Regions from separate parts of the Mus musculus genome. Here region 1 is linked to region 2. Evidence: chromatin contacts called from ENCODE Hi-C or POLR2A ChIA-PET data. All regions are on one chromosome and are shown on one strand. Each heading gives the region's core, a stretch centred on a gene start or an enhancer-like site at or near the end of the contact. The rest is flanking DNA. Distances are from core to core; before and after follow the strand shown. Region 1 holds the start of Bcar1 (breast cancer anti-estrogen resistance 1). Region 2 overlaps Cfdp1 (craniofacial development protein 1).

The links. Hi-C counts contacts between places; a loop is a spot of excess contacts on that map. ChIA-PET counts read pairs that join two places held with the same protein, here RNA polymerase II (POLR2A).
Region 1: POLR2A ChIA-PET joins it to region 2 with 21 read pairs in Patski. The contact joins the promoter of Bcar1 here to the enhancer-like site in region 2. A Hi-C loop is called at or near these places in 5 of 37 maps with a recorded cell type or tissue (adrenal gland, gastrocnemius, heart and 1 more). POLR2A ChIA-PET finds 5 or more read pairs at or near these places in 3 of 5 experiments (Patski and embryonic stem cell).

The regions. Positions count from the first base shown.
Region 1 is chr8:111,741,640-111,749,056 of GRCm38, reverse strand. It overlaps Bcar1 (breast cancer anti-estrogen resistance 1), which reads left to right and starts at 5,208. Exons shown (of 7, transcript NM_009954.3): 1 at 5,208-5,368. The coding sequence starts at 5,357. Gm51589 (a long non-coding RNA gene) reads right to left here and starts at 7,411. Exons shown (of 3, transcript XR_003947596.1): 1 at 6,890-7,411; 2 at 5,949-6,442; 3 at 158-245. It overlaps Gm39252 (a long non-coding RNA gene), which reads left to right. Exons shown (of 3, transcript XR_879199.3): 3 at 1-560.
Region 2 is chr8:111,775,811-111,783,377 of GRCm38, reverse strand. Cfdp1 (craniofacial development protein 1) reads left to right here. Exons shown (of 7, transcript NM_011801.2): 6 at 3,969-4,127. Among named protein-coding and RNA genes, the nearest start is that of Gm39252, 25 kb to the right of the region's middle. Within about 2 kb of position 3,522, at least 1 of the 3 ENCODE cell types and tissues checked has a DNase peak (open chromatin) inside an H3K27ac peak, as active enhancers do; it is heart, where a contact is called at or near this core.

The DNA.
Region 1 (7,417 bases), core at 3,959-6,458, 36 kb after region 2:
GCATAGTTTCCTGCCATGCTGCTCTGTGCTCAGATTCCGAGGTTCGGTGTTCCCATTGTTGGAACATGGTCCACGAAGCTGTGTGAGGTTTCTGAGACCCTGTGAGAAAACTCCAAGTACAAGACAAGAGTCCTGTGGTCTCTGCTCCTTCACAGCATGGGGTTTTCTTGGAATGCGTTTTTGTGTTCTTCCCAGGTGTAGGGGACAGGAGTGAATTTACTTCGACTGTTGTTATTAAGATTCCTCTATGGAAAAAAAAAAAAAACATGTTTTTGTCACTTGTGGCTTGTTCTTCCGGATTTTACACTCTACTCTCTTGGGTGACTCTTCTTTTTTGTTTTTGTTTTTTGTTTGTTTGTTTGTTTTTTGTTTTTCGAGACAGTATTTCTCTGTGCAGCCCTGGCTGTCCTGGAACTCACTCTGTAGACCAGGCTGGCCTCGAACTCAGAAGTCCACCTGCCTCTGCCTCCCGAGTGCTGGGATTAAAGGTTGGGTGACTCTTCTTAGCCCTCAGTAATATAGATGGTCTGATGCTCTCAATAAAGTTGGCTGTTGCTTGAGACTTTAATCTACCTCCTTTTAGGCCCCAAGTTCCCATTGCCAGTTAGAGCAGTAAACAGCCACACCCTGTTTAACCGATACCCATTATTGAACATGCAGGTGCTAAAGTTTCAATGTTCATAACCTATGGCTTCTTGACAACTTGTGGGAATTTCTTAAATGTAATAATTCCTGGAATCTGGGTGTCAGAAGACTGTTCAACGGGAAGTCATGTCGGGTCTCTTGTCAGGTTACCCATTACAGCCCTTTATTTCCATTAGAAGGGAAAGACGATACTCAAATTAAGCAAAGGACTTTTACACTCGCCAAACCAGGGTAGGAGTTCAGGCATGCTGCCTAGTGAGGGAGAAAGGGTTGCCCTGTGCCTGCCACTGGGGCTGCTTAGGAGTGAGTCATCTGTCTCTTAGTCAGGGAATGACATGTGTCTGGGACAGGTTTTCTGAGGGGTGCATGGGTGACACACTGAGTGAAGATTGGCCTTTGTCTCCAAGAACAGCAAGGGCAAAGCCTAAGTCCCTGTGCTCAGCTGAATATGACCCTGGAGTTCACTCTCAGTCTAATCTCTAGAATCTATTACCTAAGAAGGGAAAAGGCACTTTGTGTGCGTGACTAAGGATTCTGACATGGGAGGAATTTCTTGAATTACTGAGATGAGTTCAATGGAACCACAAAACACTGATGAAGATAACTAGTTATTCATATTTTGCCATAATTTAAAAAGTGTTTACTGCCCCAAAGAAAAAAAGCCCAGCATAAATAATAAATGAACCCAAGAAAAATTAGAAAATAAGCTGGGCGTGGTGGCGCACGCCTTTAATCCCAGCACTCGGGAGGCAGAGGCAGGCTGATTTCTGAGTTCGAGACCAGCCTAGTCTACAAAGTGAGTTCCAGGATAGTCCCAGAGAAACCCTGTCTGGAAAAACTCAAAAAAAAAAAAAAAAAGAAAGAAAGAAAGAAAGAAAGAAAGAAAGAAAGAAAGAAAAGAAAAGAAAAGAAAAGAAAAGGAAAGAAAAGAAAAGAAAAGAAAAGAAAAGAAAAGAAAAGAAAAGAAAAGAAAAGAAAAGAAAAGAAAAGAAAAGAAAAGGAAAGAAAAATTAGAAAATAGGAACAGGAAAGATGCGGTGGTTAAAAGCACTTGCTGTTCTTCCAGAGAACCGGAGTCTCCAGCAACCTGTAATCCCAGCCCTTGGGAGGTATGGGAGGTAGCAGCAGGAAGATCAGAAGTTCAAGGTCATCACTGGCTACATTGCAGTTTCAGGGCCAGCCCAGGACTCGGGAGACCTTGTCTCTAGCAACATTCATGGGCCCACATGATGATAAGTGACAGAGGTATATAAGAGAAGAGGCAAACTCTCTCACATGGAAAGTAAATTCCAAGTGATTTAAATAAGAGGCTCTAAAGGAGGTGGAGCACAACTGGACACTCCTCAGTGGGCCAGGGCACGCTGGCTTCCTTCCAAAGACCGCAAACACCGTGGTGGAGCACGGCCTCGGTCAGGAGATCAGAGCCCATTATCAACAGCAGTGAGCCATGCTGACGGCATGTGCCCTGATATGATGTAATAAAAATGGCATTTTACCTCTGTGGTCTCCTCATCAAAACTATGACCCCAAAGTAACCATGAGAAAAATGTCACGTGAATACGGAAGCAGGAAGCAGGGGGTGGGGGTGGGGGTGTCTACAAACTCCCTGACCCGATACACCTCAAAAATGTCAAGGTTATCAAAACAAGAAATGTCCAAAAAAGGGGGAGGGGGGACTTGTCCCAGCTTGGAGGACTTACAAAACATGACAAGTAAGTCTGATGCGAGGTGCTGGATAGGGCTCTAAAACAGAAAAAGACATTGGGGCAAAATAAGATCTGATTAAAGTGTGGACACTGGTTAATTATAATATGCAATACAGGTTCACTAATGGTGACAAAGGTACCATGCTAAAGTAAAATTGTCACACTGCATTTGAAAAGACTCAATGGCAAGACTCAATGCATTCTCTTGGACCAGAGGCTTCTTTGGATCACGGAGGTTCCTGACTAAGGAAAGTAGCGGGAGAAAGAAGCTACCTCCCCGGGCCCTCAGTCCCCTAGTGATGTGGCAAGGTCCAGGGAACACAAGTCTGGACAGCTGGGTATGTTACATCCTCCCTGTGGTCCAGAGGGAGTGCCCTCCACTGAGGGTCCTGGGCAGCTCTCAAGGACCCTCTAGTATGGCGCCTTCGTCAGGCAGCCCAGCTGCTTCTGGTCTGGACATCCCCACAGGCTAGTCTCTGAAGAACTCGGTGAGTCATTGTGGAATAATTTGTCTGCAAGGCTTAGCGAGGGAAGAGCAGCTCCGGCCTCTAGGGATACAGGATAGTCAGATCCCCGAGGGAGCCTCCTCTAGTTGCTTCACACCCTATACCCAAATCCCTGATCTCTGCCAGAAGCAAAGATCTACCAGGGATCTGCCTTTTCCCTGTTTGTGCGCGACACGCTGGAGGACTAGCTGGCTTCCAAAGCCAGACCCCACATGCACTATCCTCTGAGACCCCATTTCTCTGTACCCAGAGTGTGGAAGGCATATTTTACCTACTGCTCACTCATCGTCTTCTAGCCTGGACACCTAGAATAAACAGAAGCTAAAGTCCTGCGCTTTTCCCAGCCAGAGGAAATGAAAAGGGAGGAGGAGCCTGACTTGGAGGGGCGGGGCTCCGGGACCTCCGGCGCGTGTGGCCTAGAGCCCAGGCGCCAGGCTGAACTGCTGTTCTCAGCTCAGAATCCCGGGTGCCAGCTGGGCGCGGGCGGGTGGGCACGGGTAGGGCCATGTGCCAGACACACACAGAATGCCCTTTGAGGAGATGGCAGCTGTCGGCCCAGGCACCCCTCTGGTTGTTGTGGCCTTGTCTGCCCTCTCCTAGCAATACCTTGAGAACATGTATTCAAGAGGTACAGGGGCAACCCTGTTCAAAGTATCGAAGACCCCCTCATCAGTCCTGGAATCAAGACCTGGCTCTGGTGGCTGTCCTGATGTCCCTCTTTCTCAAATATCTTCCCTCATTGTTGAGTTCCTTCTCAGAATCTACCAGAGGGTTGAGGGGACTAAGGTTGCCCCCAAGACCTCAGGAGAAAAAAGTTGGGGGATCAGAGGCCACCCCTGAGCCTCTGAGGAAGTTAGAGACCCACCCTCACTCCATCTCCAGTCACCCGGCCCTCCAACCACTGTACATCTGGAAGACAAAAAAAAAAAAAAAAAAAAAAAAAAAGCTTGTCCCTGGGACGGAGCGCATCCTCTGCTCTCGCAGAAGAGCCAGGTTTGGTTTCCAGTACCCACATGGCTGCTGATAATTTCCATAACTCCAGTTCCAGGGGATCCCATGCTGTCTTCTGACCGCTGAGGGCAGCAGGCAGGTACATGGTATGCACACATGGATGCACAAACACTCACACACGCAAAATAAAATAAACCAGGCGAGGAGGACGGGGAAAAGGAGGGGGGAGTAGGAAGAAGAGGAGGAAAAAATGGAGGAGGAGGAAAGGAAGGTGGTGGTGGGGGTGGTGGTAGAGAAGGAGGAGAAGGAGGAGGAGGAGGGGGAAGAGGAGGAAGAGGAGGAGGAGGAGGAGGAGGCAGCAGCTTCGGGTCACAGCAGCCTTGTCCCCAAGTACTATATACTAGCTAGCTGAAGCTCTCGCCCTCTCGAGGTCCTCTCAGGAGGGAAGGCTGCTGCCAATCAGCTTTTCGGAACAGGTTCCCTTAGGAAAGCAGTAGGCTCCTAGACAAAGCAAAGCCATAGAATCCATCTCCCACTTGATGTAGGTTTGCACTCTCCTTCTCAGGCCGTGGCAGCCATTAATTACCCTGGGTCTGGCCTTACCCAGGAAGAGGTCCCATGGAGCAGTGACAGGTTATATGTGGTTGGGCAGCAGGACAGACCCCTGGGTCTTATGCCCTTGGTAGCTGATGGAGCTCAGAGCCTCAGTGTACTGAGAGGGAAGGTGAAAGAAGCGAGGGCGTGGCAGTCGGAAGACCGTGTGCCCACTGCTTGCAGGTGCATGTTTGGGCATCATACCAAGTGTGAAACAGCTGAAGAAATTAGGGGTGATTAACATGGAAGAAAGGAAGACCTGAAGGCCTGCTTGTCTTCCAGCCTTGGGCAGGAGGGCCCATTATGGGTCCCTCCCTAAAAGCCACTCTAGATTTTATTTTCAGGGGGATCCAGTGTTAATCAGGCTGCTTCCTGGGGGTCTGGGGCTCCCTGGGGGGATGGAGTGGGCTTTGGCGGAGACCTAAGCTCATTCTCAGCTGGGCTCGGAGGGCAGAGGAATTCTGGTGTAGTGCTAGGCTGATCTAAGATCGCCTTCAGCCAGTCTAAACTGCTCCCAAAGTAGGGTTGTAGGAGCCTTGGGACCCGCACTGAGGGACGTGATGTGAGGGGGTGGGGGTTCTGGATTCCAGAACCGGGTGGGCGGACCGGATGGGATTGTCTAATAATAAGTCTGGAGGTAGCCTTTGGAAGGACGTGCAAGGTGTGGGAACCCAGCCTCCTCGACCAGTTGTGCCGACAGAAAAAATCCCGGGGTCCCGGGTCCTTGCCTTTAACGCGGCCCGCGGCGGAGCAGGCGGGAGGGGGAGGGGCGGTGCGGGCAGCGCATGCGCGGCGCGGGGGGAGCGGCCGGACTGTCCGGTGGCGGCGGAAAGCAGCCGGCAGGACAGCGGAGAACGCCGGGACCCCGCGCCGGGGGCTGTGAGCGGCGCGGGCCCACCGAGCCCGAGCTAGCCCGCGCCGCTGCTGCAGGGCTCCGGGGGGGCGGCGGCCAAGATGACCGTGCCGGTGAGTGCTGACCGCCTGAGAACCCCGCGCCCCCTACCGCAGGCCTGGGCCATCGGGGGTCGCCGGAGGTTCTTTTCAGGCCGAGGTGGGGGTCAGGGTGGGGGCGCTGCCCCAGAGCCGGCTTCTCAGACCCGGCTTTTCCAGCCTCTTCCAGGACAGCGGACTAGGACGGGGGGGGGGGCGTACTGGCCCCGCGGGGAGCACCCCGGCACGGCTGGGTTGGGCAGGGGGTGTTTGGGAGCCTCTTGAGAGCCTCTGGGACTAGTGGGCCCGGTGGGGTCCGTGCTTTTTCCCTATCTCCTACCAGAGTGGTCAGGCCTACGGAGAAGAGGGCTCTGTCACTCCTTAGAAGCCCATGGCCAGGTCAGCTGCGCCGAATGAAGGGTGGGAAGGTCTCTACTGTTCCCCAGAAAACTCCCTAGGAGGGCTGCCCTATTGTGCTGTCGGGTCTCTACCCGGATGGCCAGGAGTGGGGCGGGGTCTGTTTTGTCCCCGGAGACACCCTTACCCCAGAATGGTTGGCTTGGCTGGCTGTTGGAAAATAGCGTACCTCCCCCCTACCTCTGGTTTGTACACTCACTTTGTGGGAAGTTTTGTTGGTCCATTGAACCCCAGGACCTTCCGACTAGCAGCTCCTTTCTGTAGGGGCTTCCCCGTTTGCTTGACATCCCATCCCGGTCCTCTGTCTTCCTGATCCACCAGGCAGACTTGAGCAGCCCTTGGGCCAGTCCTTAACACTTGGGTCTCCTCCTGAGGTCTCCATTGATTATTCTATGGACTCAGGTACAGGCATTAACCCACTTTACAGATGGACAAACAGAGGTGTGAAACCACACCTTCATCCTGTCAGCCCTGGAGTAATGGCCTACAGCCACCGTTTCTCTGCTGACTCAAGCATTTTTCCCGATGACAGGAAGGGGCAATGGACCAGAGCCATGCCTAGCCTGGCCTGGCCTTATGCTGGAACTGCTCTTCATCCACTCAGGGGACTGGGTTCTCTCCGTGATGCAGACAGTCAAGCGTCCTGGCAGGGCAAGTGGCCTCTTAATTAACCACCGTAGGGTACAGAGATTCCTGGAGAAGAGAGGGTTCTGTAAGCGCAAAGCATTGTTATTACAGAATTAGAGAGCTCAGCTCCTGCCCGCCCCTAGAAGCGGTAATGCTGAGTTACAGATGAAAAAATTAGGGCTTCCAGGCAGTGCTAATGGGAGCCCCCCACCCCCATCTCTTCTGGTTCAAAGCATAATTGTCTCATCTCTAGGAAGAGAGAGCAAGCCTGCCAAGCCTCTCTCCTCTGTTGTGCTCTTGCTGTTCTGCAGAGCTCAGAGTTTTCTCTGGCTTGGGGCATAGGGCACCAGCCAGCTCCGCCCCTGTGGACACTGGTCAGAAAAACAAGGCAGACCTGCTGAGTGTGCTGGAGGGCCAGGGTCCCCAAGGCAGTAATGACCATGGAGTACCCCTCTGGACAGGCCTCTGATTAGGAGGGCCAAGATTGGTTTAGTAGTCCATGCAGGCCCTTACCTCACAAGATTTCAGGTCATGGCTCTCTGCTCTGTGCCGCAGTGGCACCGTCTGTAACTAGAGAGGATAAGGGGGTTTGGTGAAACTTGCACAGATAAGAATCACTGTGAAGAAGTGAAGGTCTGTCCCCACCAAGATCCACTCCGTCTGATGTATCTCCCATTCGCTTGTAGCCACAGCCCTCAGTAATCTGCATGGTGTGTAGCTAGGCTGCCAGTCCATTGTCCTCTCCCCTGGGACTTTGAGAGTATGTGAGGTTGTGGGGCTATGGAGAAAGTTCATTTCTGAAGCAGAAAACAGCTTTCATTTGCTGGGAGCCCTGGTGAGCTTCTAGAAAGATTTGCCTGCTCTGGGAGCCCAGAATGGTGACTGGCCATGTGGTACTTAGGGACACATTTGAGTTTTATGCAACACCCATTCATTTGGGCAGTCTTTTCCTGGCTAGAGCTGACGCAGGCACTTTGGCCCACAGAAATTACAAGATGCTAACAGCCGGCGATGGGAGATGACGATGGCAGAGAGAACTTG
Region 2 (7,567 bases), core at 2,273-4,772:
CAGGCCACACATACTGGTATCACTTGAGAACACCCAGGTCCAGGTAAATGTCCCCAAATTAACGGCCTGGTTACAGCAGAATCCAGGAGACTGTGTGGCTAAAGAAAGCACTTTTGCTGCTTTGGGGAAGGTGATTCATGTCACTGGCTGTAATCAGATGGCTCTTCCTAGGGGGAGCTCTTTATTCCAAATGATCCCCAGTCAGCTACAATGACATTGTTCTCTTTGGTATTGCCAGCTGAGAGTCCACAGCAGGACAGAGCAGACCTCCCCACTTAGCCCATGGAAAGGGGCTCATAGCATTGTTTTCTGAAGAGACGGGAGTTCAGGGCTTTTGCTATCAAAATAATCACATATTTTAAAAATCTGAAGCCAGCCTGGACTACAGTGCAAGACCCTGCCCCAGGGAGAAAACCAATCTGAAATCAGACCACACCGACAAACGCCTTCCCTCTTGGGTTATCACCAGGGCAGGCAGTCCATCTGTGGACCACGGGGCTAGTGTGCAGCCAAGAAGCTGCAGATGCATGCCAGCTTCCTTCTCACCGTCTGCTGAGGGGAGCCACGCTTTTCCTGGTGTTCTGTCAGCTTCAGTAATGCAGAGGCCTCTGGGGGTCTGAACCCATGAGGTTCTTTAGGGCTTCCTCCGGACTTTTCTGCTTTCCAGTGTCAGTGGTGAGAGAGGTGCGAGTGGTGAGGGAGACTTGTGACACTGGCTCAGGTCCTCTACGTGAGTGCTCAGCTCTGATGCTGGGCTTTGAGGAAATGAGTTACCAGGTGGGTAGTAACATCAGCCAGGGATTGGGTCGTACTTTTCACTCTTACAGACTTCAGCTAAATCTAAGAAAACCCAAAGGACCAGCAGCCCCAAGCCCTCAATGGGAAATTCCCAGCTTGAGCTTTCTTCACCTTCGTACAAGGTGCCAGACCTGTGCATGGCCCTGGGAATAGTTCGTGTGTGTCCCTCCCTTGTAAACAGATGACAGACACTAAGGAAAACATAAATCTCTGCCAAAGAACCTAGTTGCAGATGATTTGTGTATTAGTGGTTCTGCCAGTTTTGATATGAGAAGTGGAGACTTGAGCCCAGCTCTGAATGAAGAAAGGTCACTTGTGCTCCCAAACACAACCCTGTCCTTGCTGGTCCAGTTTTGGAATTAATTTCCTAATCTATCATTTCAAGCATGCTATTGAGTCTTTTTGTTGTGAGGGGAAATTGTTTAACTGTGCTGTCAAATCTGGGCCTTGGTCAATTAAAACTCTAACACTCCTTTCACTCTGAGTAAGCCTCCCTGTGGGTGAGACACAGTGAGTAAGATGGCAGGGTGTGGTGGCTCACGCCTTTAATCCTAGCACAGGCAGGTAGTTCATCTCTTGAGCTCCAGGTCAGCTCTGTGTACAAGAGCAAGTTCCAGGCTAGCCAAGGCTACACTCAAATAGCAAAGGGGAAGGCATGGATCCTGTACGCAGTGAGCTCCAGGGCAGGTAGCCACTTCTCCCCAACTGAGCAGTAGTAGAAATTGGAGTGCGCGCAGCTACAGGGTTTGTGTCCCTGTTCTGTGAGGTCCAGCACAGCAGCTGGGGTGTGGAGCACTGGACTTGTCCCGGGCCCACCACTGTGGACTATGGCAGGTTTCTACCTCCCTGAAGTGGAGTTTGATTAATGCAGGTATGAGATAAGGTTAAACAGCCCCTCAGCAATGTCTTCTTTGGGGTCTTTTAGTAAATGGTCACAGTTTGTCTATTTGTTACCCTTTTCGTTAATTTCTTTCTCATAGCCAAAGATCAGGCCTTGTGGCTCTTTTGTGTTCCTACTGGGAGCACAGTGGGGCTGCTGTCTCTGTTGAATGATTGTAATCAGGGGATGAAAAGATGATTCTAAATAACCTTTTCAACCCAAAACCTCTTCTGTTGGTGCCTGGTTATTGAGATTGGTGTTAAAGATTACAGGGAGTGACGGTCTTGTGCCTTCTCACAATCCTACTGATAAGTTCTACCAGTCACTTCGTTAGGAGCCTCCTCTTCAGTTCCTTTCCAGGCTTCTTATAGACAGACAGGTAGCCCAGGGCCTCACAGGCATGCAGCAGCAGACTCTTTCTACAGAGAGCAGTGAGTCAGAGTCCCACTGAGGGCACAGAGCAAAGTAGAACATGGAACGCGTGTATCCTTAACCAGACAGTAGTTACCACTCAGTTGTAGGGAACTTTGTCATGATTACAGAAGGTCAGTACTGCTGCACATAGAGAACCAGGATGATGCATACAGTGCATTTGGCCTAATTTAGAATTATCTTAAGCACAATAAAATTGCTCATAGAAAACTCAAACAGCTTCTCATCTTGGAGATACTCAAGTCCTGCGGTCTCACTTTGTCCTGAGTCTGTATTTTCTGCTGGTTTGACCTTTGTTGTATTTTTTTGTTTAGCCTCCCTGAACTTTGCTTATTTATCCAGCTCAACACAAGGACAGTGATACCTGCCTAGCCATTCAGAATTGATTTTAATAGTAAACGAGCCCAGTGTATCCTAATACACTGGATGTGACCTAGACAGGGACGCTAACATCCTCTGGACCAGTGTCACTAGAATGAGAATGTACCACTCCCACGTCTTATGTCTGGTGTGGGCACTGACCTGTTGGCCTAGGACACAAGTAGCCCACGGTCCATGGTTTCGTGATGGGTTAGAATGATACCAGGTCAGCTCAGAAACATTCCACACTGACCTGAGCAGGCCACCATAGCTACAGCAGGCCAAACTCAAGGCGGATGCACAGAGGCTGAGAAAGCTCTGTGAGAGTCAGAATGGCGTTGCTAGCCTATCTCTGTGAAGCAGAAAGGAACCTCTGGTTTCTTCCAGCGGAGAACTCATTTACTTTCATAAAGCCAAAAGCAGGCTGGCAAGACGACTTGGTGGGCAAAGGCCTTTGGCACCCAACAACAGAAGCCTATAAGTCTGGTGATGCTGCCAGAGAGAGAGAGAGAGAGAAAAGGTAACAAAGTTGTCCCATGGTCTGCACATTCCTGCCCCCAGCCCACAAAAGATAGGGGTTTTGTTTGTATGTTTGTGTGTTTGTATGTTTGTTTAACCCATGTTCTTTCTATGGCTTCTTCTCCTCATGTCACCTTCTTACAAACTCTAGCCGCCTTCTCTTTCCCTTATCTCGTTCGTGTAACATTGACTGGAAACATTTGACCTGCCAAGACTTGACTTTGGCATTTGGAGTTTCTCGCACAGCCCATGGTAGATAGCATCACCAGCACGCAGAGCCCAGGCTGTACAGTCTATGCTTTCGGGATGCTCTCCGCCTCCTGGGAAAAACCAGGCCCCAGCTTACAGGAGTTGAAAGGCAGTTGCCTTTAAAAGTCACAGTGCTGTGACTCCTTGCTCATCTGTACTGGAAACTGTTTCTTACTCTGTGGAAGAGTCCCCTGGGGCTTCAAAGCACAAACGAGGACAGTGATTCACAGTGGCCGGCAGTTAACTGCACCTTGACCCTATGCCGGATGCTGTGTTGGCTGTTTGCATGGACAGTTCCTCGCCATCCATGAGTAAGCATTCAGTGTAGGTTGAGAAATCAAGGCACATGCACTTGAACAGCTAGCCTTGAGTCATTGGGGCAGAGCTGGAATTCGAGCTTGTGCCTGTGTGTGATTTCAGAGCCTTACCTGAAGCCCTCCATTTTCCTCCCTCCCTGCAAGCAGGGACCTGCCACCCAGTACAAGGGGGTCTGAAGGGGTGAGGGCTCCTGTCAGCGGTGCAGCTAAGCAGGCATGGATGTTAGGCAGGAAAGGCGTATTAGGATAATGCCCTGTCTATAGTTGCTACACAGCAAAGAACATACCCTAGGTATAAGCATGGTTTCTGTTGAGACAAATGGCTTCAACCTGGGACCCTCATGTACACATCAACAACAGCACACACGGCCAGTGCAGAAACCAGAGTTCTCATAGTCCCTTTTCTTCCACAGGATAAAAAGAGCAAGTGGTATGAGCAGCCTCTTAGGGAAAATTGGAGCCAAAAAACAGAAGATGAGCACCCTTGAGAAATCCAAACTGGACTGGGAGAGCTTCAAGGAAGAAGAGGGGATTGGTGAAGAACTGGCCATCCATAACCGAGGGAAAGAAGGGTAAGAAGGGGGTCTGTCCTCCGCAGCCTCAGAGCTCTGCAGCGGCTTGTTTCAAACTGTTTAAGCAAATAGGGCTTCCCGTGCTTCAGTTACTGGTGAAGCTCTGCTCTAAGCGGAGGCAGATCCCATCCCTGAGCAGCAGTGTTCCCAGGACGGTTAGTGAATTACAGCTTCAGTGAACTGTAAGTTGCCTGGTTTATTCACAAGACGGGGTCTGGCTCACCGTGATTGGCTTGTTCTAATCTGAATCACTTGGCCGTCAGATAATGTGGTCTAGTTCAAGTGCCAGGACACTGTCACATTATCATGAATGGTGTGGTGCTAGTTTGTTCCATTGTGTTACTGTAGTCCTGTGCGTGGTAGGACTGTTTGCTGCATGCAGCCTGTATGACACATAAGAGGCCATTGCTATACCATTTCCCATCCACTCCAGAATACAGAGGATATTCCATAAGCCAAAAATGATCATTCCTGTTAGTGTTTATTTTGTTTTGTTTTCCCTGTGGGGTTTTTGAGAAAGGATCTCACTCTATAACCTAGTCTAGCCTCACAATCATGGCAATGCTCCTGTCTCAGTCCTCCAAGTACTGGGATCACAGACAAGAGCCACCACATCCAGCTCTCATGCATGGGGCATTCTGTTTGTTTTTTGTTTGCTTTGTTTTGTTTGTTTTTGTTTGCTTTGTTTTGTTTGCTTTGTTTGGGATGAATAGAAGAAAATGGAGCTCATTATGTGCTTAGGGAGTGCAAAAGAAACATAAGCCCGTGGCTTCAAGGCAGCATTTCTCACCCCTGATGTGTGTGGCCCTTCATATGGTCTGGGCCTCTCATCAACCCTGCTCCTCACCAGTAAGATCTTCTCTCTCAGCACAGCAGTTATCTCAGCTCCTTTGCCAGTAAAACTGGGATAATCTTAGCCTTCACTCCAGATGTGCGGATCCTATGATGTAGCGCAGAATGCATGCATTATTTATAGGGATGTAATGTGCATAAAGCACTTTGAAGGACACTCGTCACTCACATAATAAGTATATGCCATTCAGGTTGTTAATTAGCCTAAATTAGCCTTTAATCTCAGCATTTGGGCGGCAGAGGTAGATAGGCCTCTGAGTTTGAGGCCAGCCTGGTACATAGTGAGTTCAGGGTAGCAAGTTGAGACCCTGTCTAAAAAATAAATAAAGATTTAAAAATCTAAATAAACAAACAAGCAAACAGATTGGTGGGTGGGCAAATAAACAAATGCATATCCTAAGTTATAATAAGAACAAGTGGGGGGGCTACTTAGGGCCTGTTTTTCTTTTTCATAGAGTTTCACTATGTAGCCCCAAGCTAGCCCGTACAATCCCCTGCCTCATCCTCCCTAGCACTGAGTGAGATTATAGGCAGGCATGTTATACCCAGCTCTTAGTCTCCTAAGTAAGACCTTAACATTATTTGAAGCAACTTAGGAGCATTTTGTTTTCCGTGTTTTGCTGTTTGGTTGGTTGGTTGATTTGGCTCTTTTACATTTATTTATGGGGGAGGGCGGGCACATGATGGGTTTCAGGCCGTTCCTTACATAGTAGGTCTCAGGGATTGAATTAGGTCATCAAGCTTGGCAGCAAGCATCTTTACACATTGAGCCATTTTGCTGGCCCTGGAAGAATTTATTTCTAAATATGTCTTAATATTATTTAAATCAACCTGGGTGCTATTTAATATGTTTTACTTTTATTATGAGGTTGCTTAACCACTAGATCCAGGTTAGACTATTTAAACTGTTTAATTTTGCACAGGGATTTAAATAGCAGAAGGACCAGAGTGCACTATACTGGCTTGCCTCTCCTGAGAATTGATTATGTGGGTTGAAAACATTCACTGTGTTCAAGCAGATAGAGGTCTGTTAGAGATGAGGGAGTGTTGGTAAAATACAGCGAAAGAGAAAAGAAGATTTAAAACTAAAAGATTTAAAAGACCTACACAGGGCTGGAAAGATGCTTCATAGTTATAGCACTGGCTGGTCTTCTAGAAAACCAGTTAAATTCCCAGGTCCTGCATGGCAGCTTTCAACAGTCTGTAACTTTAGTCTCGGGGGATCTGATGCCCTTTCTGGCCACCTGTGGCACCAGGCACACATGGTGCACAGATAATGGTATGCCCAATTTGCTAGACCCCCAAGAAGACCACCAAGGACTTGGGATTCAATGCAGACACACAAGAGAATTAATTTGTGAGCTCACGCAAGCTTGGACTGCGATCATCCCTGAAACAGCAGGGTAGGAGAGCAGTGGAGAGGTTCGGGCTCAGGGCATCGGGGTTCATAAAGGAAAAAACCTTGGCTTTATGTGATTGGGAAAGTAGGAGAGGGGAGTGAGCCAAACCTCAAGGGGTGTTTCTAAATTAAAAAAAAAAAAAAGAATTACAGAATCAGGTATTGATTTTCTGGCTGATTGATCAGCTACAAGTGCCCCCGGTATAGTGGATTCAATTGGGAACATACATCTTGCGGTTGTTCTTTAAACTGGGACATCCAGGGACCTGAGGGGCTGGAGAACTGGAGGGCCATGATAACCACCAGTTTCCTCTTTCATTCTTCTTTGAACTGGGACTTCCCTGTACCTGGAACTGGAGGGCCATGACAACTGCCAATTTCCTCTTTCAGTATACTTTTTTTTTATTTATTTATTTTTCGAGACAGGGTTTCTCTGTGTAGCCCTGGCTGTCCTGGAACTCACTCTATAGACCAGGCTGGCCTCGAACTCAGAAATCCACCTGCCTCTGCCTCCCAAGTGCTGGGATTAAAGGCGTGTGCCACCATGCCCGGCTCAGTATACTTTTTAAAGATTTATTATATATGTATGTATGTATATATGTATACTGTAGCTGTACAGATGGTTGTGAGCCATCATGTAGTTGCTGGGAATTGAATTCAGGACCTCTGCTCACTCCAACCCTGCTTTCTCCAGCCCAAAGCTTTATTTATTATTATATGTAAGTACACTGTAGCTATCTTCAGATACACGGGAAGAGGGCATCAGATCTCAACCATGTGGTTGCTAGGATTTGAACTCAGAACCTTTGGAAGAGCAGTCAGTGCTCTTAACCACTGATCCATCTCTCCAGCCCCTTTAATATACATTTAAGCAAAACACATAAAATAGTAATAAAAAATTAAAGTTCTCTACTTAGTGAGGTTGTTTCAGAAACTGAGACGGGGTATAGCTCATTTGGTAGAGACTGGCCTGTTTGGCATGAAGCACTTTGGACGTGGAGCAGAAGGATCAGAAGGTCAAGGCCCAGCCTTGATTACTTAGGGAATTCTAGGCTAACCTTGGACCAGCGAGAAAAATAGCGCATAATAGGATGGGTTTAGGGTTTTCGTTTTATTTTTAATTATGTCTATGTGTGCCCTATGGATGTGTACACATGTTTCAGATCCTCTGGAACTGGAATTACAGGCA